Regions from separate parts of the Homo sapiens genome. Here region 1 is linked to region 2. Evidence: chromatin loops called from intact Hi-C (ENCODE). Cell type or tissue: IMR-90. All regions are shown on one strand. Links, peaks and the distances in the headings refer to the core of each region. The heading gives the core; the rest is flanking DNA.

The links. Peaks named below come from ENCODE experiments on the same cell type or tissue, not always from the same donor. Only the 100,000 strongest peaks of a DNase experiment are listed, where the experiment ranks them.
Region 1: a loop joins it to region 2, with 2.0 times the contacts of the local background. A loop is called at or near these places in 1 of 110 quality-filtered maps.

What each region holds. Positions count from the first base shown.
Region 1 is chr2:7,753,561-7,756,483 of GRCh38, forward strand. No RefSeq gene overlaps it. Among named protein-coding and RNA genes, the nearest start is that of LINC01871, 29 kb to the left of the region's middle. In IMR-90, for the core only: no CTCF peak of the experiment used is centred there; no DNase peak of the experiment used is centred there.
Region 2 is chr2:7,929,398-7,932,320 of GRCh38, forward strand. The region is part of intron 2 of LINC00298 (long intergenic non-protein coding RNA 298); the gene reads right to left. Among named protein-coding and RNA genes, the nearest start is that of LINC00298, 46 kb to the right of the region's middle. In IMR-90, for the core only: no CTCF peak of the experiment used is centred there; a DNase peak (open chromatin) is centred at 1,574.

The sequences.
Region 1 (2,923 bases), core at 125-2,624, 180 kb before region 2:
TAAAAGCGTTATTTCACTGCAGCTGTACATATGGCCTATGGTTCTCCAAAAAAGAATCATGGGTGTGGTTTTTGGGACATGGAGTGAATCACAATCAGATTTATAAAATGCCCACAAACTTTTTAAAGGAGTTGTGTAAGTTTGGAATAAAAGAGGTAGAAATCACTCAAAAAATAAAGATGCTCTCGAGCTCTCAACTTTCTGCAGGAAACAAGGAGGCTCTTCAGGTGAAAATATGACCTATTTTATATAGGAAGAAATACATGTTTCAGAGGTAAGAATCCCAGAGGATTTCTTTAAGAAACATGGGAAACCATTAACCACAGAACTACTTCCAAGGGACAGAACTGAGCCTAATAAAGAAAAATTTTCTGTGCCCAGACACAGGTTCCTTACAATATGTGATCAGCTGGATTTCAGAAATGCTATGGACCAGTGACCTCTATGTTCTTCTTGTTCCTCCTCCTTTTTAATAGGGATGTCTATTGCACATGTCCTGCCCTTGTCTCATCATCATGTATAGATGTGTAGAAGGCAGATAGCATGTTTTTTCAATTCATGCATCTCTGAATCAAAGAGAGAAGCATCTACAGAGCCTAACCCACACCTGGGGCTAATGTAGATAATAAGATCAGTGGACTTTAAGCTCAATGTTGTGGTTTGATGAGTTTTTAGGGGTCATGAGTATGTTTTCCATATGAAGGAACATGTACCGTTGGGGCCAGAGGCTAGATTATTGCAGATTGTTACACTAAAGATGCCAGGTGAATCGCATCTCCCAGTACCCATGCACATGTATAATCATCTCTCAAACTGATGCCGGGTTTGGCCATGGATGTTGTTCTGGCCAATGAGGCATCAGCAAATGTGATACAAGTAAATGATTAAAAAACTGGTATTGTGCTTGGGGTCTTGCCTTTCTGGAGCACTGGTGACTGCATGTGAAAGAGGCCCAGCCCAGACAAGTCCCCTCAGGGATGAAGCATCACAAGCAGAGAAAGACTCAGCCATCTCACCCTCCTAGTTGAGCTCAGTTCAGCTGGGTGTGTCATGTTAGATAGCACATGTGAATCCATCCAGAAAACTGACAACCAACCCAGAGAATTATAAGAGGTAATAAATCATTGTTTTAACAATGGACTGGATAAAGAAAATGTGGTACATATACACCATGGAATGCTGTGCAGCCATAAAAAAGAACAAGATCATGTCCTTTGCAGGGACATGAATGGATATGGAGGCTTTAGCAAACTAACAGAGGAACAGAAATCCAAATACCATATTTTCTCACTTATAAGTGGAAGCTAAGTGATGAAAACATACAGGTAGATAGAGGGGAACAACACACTGAGGCCTTTTGGAGGGTGGAGGGTGGAAGATGAAGGGTGGGAGGAGGTAGAGGATCAGGAAAAATAACTAAAGAGTACTAGGTTTAATACTTGGATAATGAAATAATCTACTCAACAAATCCCCATGACACAAGTTTCCCTATGTAAAACCTGTACTTGTACCCCTGAACTGAAAATAAAATTTAAAAAAATCATTGTTTTACACACTAAGATCTGAGATGATTTGCTACTTAGCAAGAAGTAATAGAAACAAGAGTTTTTCAACAGCAACAGAAGAATCTAGAAAAAAAGAGCAGCATCTTTAACATTATAATAGGAAAAATTATTTTTCACCTGCAACGTTATTTGCACTCAAACCATCAATTAAGTGAAAGAATATAATGATGCCTTCAGATAAACAAGTTCTCAAAATTTTTCTTCCCATGAAATCTTTGATGGAACATGGACTACAATAAATAAGGAACTAAACCAAGAAAGAGGAAAGGATGGATTACAGTGAAGAAAATCAAAATGTTTCACCCCAAAATAGGCTTCTGTGACATATTTTGAGATGGGTGTTGAAAGAGCCGGCAACCAGAATCAGCCCCAAAAATCTGTCTTTCGGGAGGAAACTTGCATCTGTGGAGAATCTGCATCAGTGCAGTCAGGTCTGACCCAAAAAACAGAAATTCTGAAAGGGGTGGAGGACAAAATCTTTAACTTTATCAAATAATTTACAGCACATCCAGGCTAAGGAGAACACACTGCAGGGCACAGAAGCTTCAGTCCTAGTTCATGAAATTACAGAGCTGGAGGATTCCGATGAGCAACAAGGGAGGTAGATTCTGAGCATGGGCTGAGGATGTTCCTGCACACAGCCTGTAGCAGGATGCCTGAAATTATAGATTGAACAGAATTTATGTAAGTAAAACAAATTCTATACCATGAGATTTTGAAGAAAGGGATAATTAAAATTTAACTGCTGGAGAAGGAAGACAAGTAGTCTTGAAACCATGGAGCGCGGGGGAAGTAAAGAGAAAAAAAGACCAAGAATGCTAGAAAAAGAGAACAATAAAGAATTATCCACGAGGCCAGAGTCCAGGTGAAGGGCCCATGGAGGACAGCAACAGCTGCCACTCAGAGCTCTCTCTCTGTTTTCAGTCTCTATTACAAAATGAGATCATTTCGATTAAATAAGTGTATGTGACATAATCATGTGCTACCACCCCTTCATTTTCTAAATTGCCGTCCCCAGGACAGAGGTCAGAGAACAGAAAGAACATCTGCTACCAAATAAATCAGAGAAACTCTGGTTCATTGCTCCTGCATCTGTGAAAATTTGCACTGGTTTCTGCTATCTCATCTTGGGAAGAACAGTTTACCTGGTTCCCTGGAAATGTTGGCCAACCTCTCAGGTGTTTTCAGGTTGTGTGTTTGTTTATTTCCATATTAAACCAGTATTGTTTCTGCCTTCATGGAAATATTACTTGAAAGAGTGAACATAGTTAAAAAATGAGCAAGTGGGGAACACATCTGATAGTGAGAGATGGCATGTGGAGAGCTGCTGTAGAGATGTCAACAAGCTTTAGATATTT
Region 2 (2,923 bases), core at 209-2,708:
TCGACCTCGCTTCCTCCCTGCGGCATCCACAGTGTGCTCCAGCCCTAACCCAGACTCCACGTGGAGAAGCAGCCTAATGCTCTGATCTGCTGTTGAATTGTGCCATATGGTCTTTAAAAGGCTTTGTCTTTTTCTTTTTTTCCAAACAGTCAAGATGAAATTGGCTTCTGGTCAGTAACTCGCTTTCTTTCCCTCCTCTAAGGTAGAGTCGCCAAAAAGGATTTTGTTTTGTTCCATTTTGCCTGCAACGATATGGATCGCCAAATAGGACTGCAAATTATCTACATTGTTTTTATGAAGAAAAATATATTTATTTTCCTAGCACTTGGAATCGTTGCTTGCTAAGGCCAGGGAACCGATGTTGTCCCCTGATTTCTGTCCCCCTCTCACCCTAATTGGAGAGATCTGAGCACACCAGAGGATGTTTGTGGCTAAATTGGGGTATTATGAAAATAGTTCACAAAGCAAGTGGAAAGCTATATATAAAAATGATATTTACTTCTCATTTTAAATGAAGCCTAAGACAAAAGGCATATAGGTAAACACAGCTGCAACATTTTTAGGCATATAATCAAATGCAAAAATAATATTGGAAAACTATGTTAATTATTGTAATTAAATTGTGAACGGTATTGATAGAAAAATATCTTTAAAACATATAAAATCAAAATGGAGCTTATCACATTATGAGAGTTTGCTCTATTATATATGATGTGCCTAGATGGAGGTGCCATTTAGCAAACTGCCCACAACTCCCCAGCAGTAGAGTAGAGGGAAGGAAGGGCTGAGGGACCAGAAAAGAACTCTAGACCTTTGCATAAATCTTAGCCCCAATTCCATGGTCTTGGGGAATAAGTTTGCCTGACCAACGTCTGAAAAAGTTGATAGAGAAGAGTCAAAAGGGCCTAGATTTTGGAGTCAAGTTTATCTGTGTTTGAAGCATGGCCCACCCACCTCTTACCAGGGTGTTTTTAGGATCCACATCCCCAGCTACAGCAGGAGACAAGGGTCTTGAGACCTTTAGAAATCCAAATTCTACTCGGACAACATAGTTGTCCTGGGCAAAAGGAAATGTGCCATGATCCCAACATTGTTTTCCTACATTGTTACTACATGGCTATGAAGTTTTTAGCCTTACTCCTAAATGTCTGGGGGTTTAAAGAATGGTTCAGCAAACGTGGCTCCCCCTTAAAGCCCACCATGTCCCCAAAGTCTAGAAGACTCTGTCTTTGGCTGCCTTTAATCTTAGAGTTCGTTTTCCTCCTGGATACCTGTGTTCAGAAGACACTTTGGCCCCAATAGAGGTGTCTAAAGCAGTGCCTGACTCTTCTTCTGGTCTACCACGTTCCTCTTGAGGATCCTTCTGAGTGCAGAAGAAAACTGGACATCAACCAAGAGGTTAACGGGTGCCATTTCTCCTCGTTACTTTGCATCATCCAAAAAAAAAAAGAAATGCTTCTTCAAGTTTTCCAGTCAATTGCACTCACAGCAAAGGTTGGTTGAGGAGCCACTCTGGAGCCTTCCCATCTGCTGCTTCATGGAAATGTTTGTACAGGATCTGGGCTTCCTGCCGAGCCCCGTTTCCATCATAAGTCGTGTGTTTCCTGTGCATGTTCTCACTCCACACATTAACCCCCTTTTCAGTTTTCACTTAAGTCTTATCTCTCACTTGATGAGCAATTTTTTCACTGGCTGGATCATTTGCAACAGTTTCACAAATGTCTTTTTCTCATTTCTGTAGAGAGAAATTGGTGAACTTGTTCATTCCTCAGATCTCAGCCACTGCTGAATTCATTTCTCTCTTTAGTTTACTCACTTTTATATTCTGGCGAAGAAACCTACGTGCCTTAGCTTGTCTCACTTTTTCATCATTTTCATCATCTGCACTAGCAGTTGGCCTTTTTTGGGGGGAGAGATGGACAATTATTTCACAGACGAACTAAATTTTTAGTAATTGAATACAAATAGCTGCATATACAGCAAACAGAGACACTCCGAGCCACCCAGGCGTGAGTCAGCTGTCACAGTAGGGGGGCTCAGTCATGGACCCCAGCTGCAGGGGACAAGCAGGTACTTACCTTAGCAAATTATCACAGTATTTGCTAAAGGCCTGCTCAGAGCGGCAGAGCAAGATAGATCTGTTGAACTTTACACCCTGGGCACCTCCATAGCACATTGGAAGTCACGTAAGCCAATCAGCCTCCAATAACCTACCTGTCAATTGAGAATCGTGATGATAATGATGCCTGCTTCACAGTATTGTGATGATTAAATGAAATAATATTTGTAAAAAAAATGTTTGAAAAAGTGTAGATGCTCTGTTATTATTTTCTACCGTCTCACAGAAATCCCATTTAGAATATCCCTCCACTCGGCAACCTGCCAAGGTGAGTTTGTAGTTTAAGGGTGATACGGTTTGGCTGTGTCCCTACCCACTTCTCATCTTGAATTGTATTTCCCATGATCCCCACATGTTGTGGGAGGGACTCAGTGGGAGGTAATTTAATCATGGGGGTGGTTACCCTCACGCTCTTCTTGTGATAGTAAGTGAGTTCTCACAAGATCTGATGGGTTTATAATGGGCTTTTCCCTGCTTCACTCAGCACTTCTCCCTCATGACACCATGTGAAGAAGGATGTGTTTGCTTTTCCTTCCACCGTGATTGTAAGTTTCCTGAGGCCTCCTCAGCACTGTGGAACTGTGAGTCAGTTAAACCTTTTCTTTATAAATTACCCAGACTTGGGTACGTCTTTATTGGCAGCTTGAGAATGGACCAGTAAAAAAGGCTAGAACTGAATCTATGTGGAGAAAATGTAGTGGGGAGGGGGTGTGCAAACTCTTAGGAAGTAAGTGTTTTCACAGTCAATAGAATATAAGATAGCAACCCTTGTGCTTTGCTGGTAGACATGTAAAATGGTTCAGG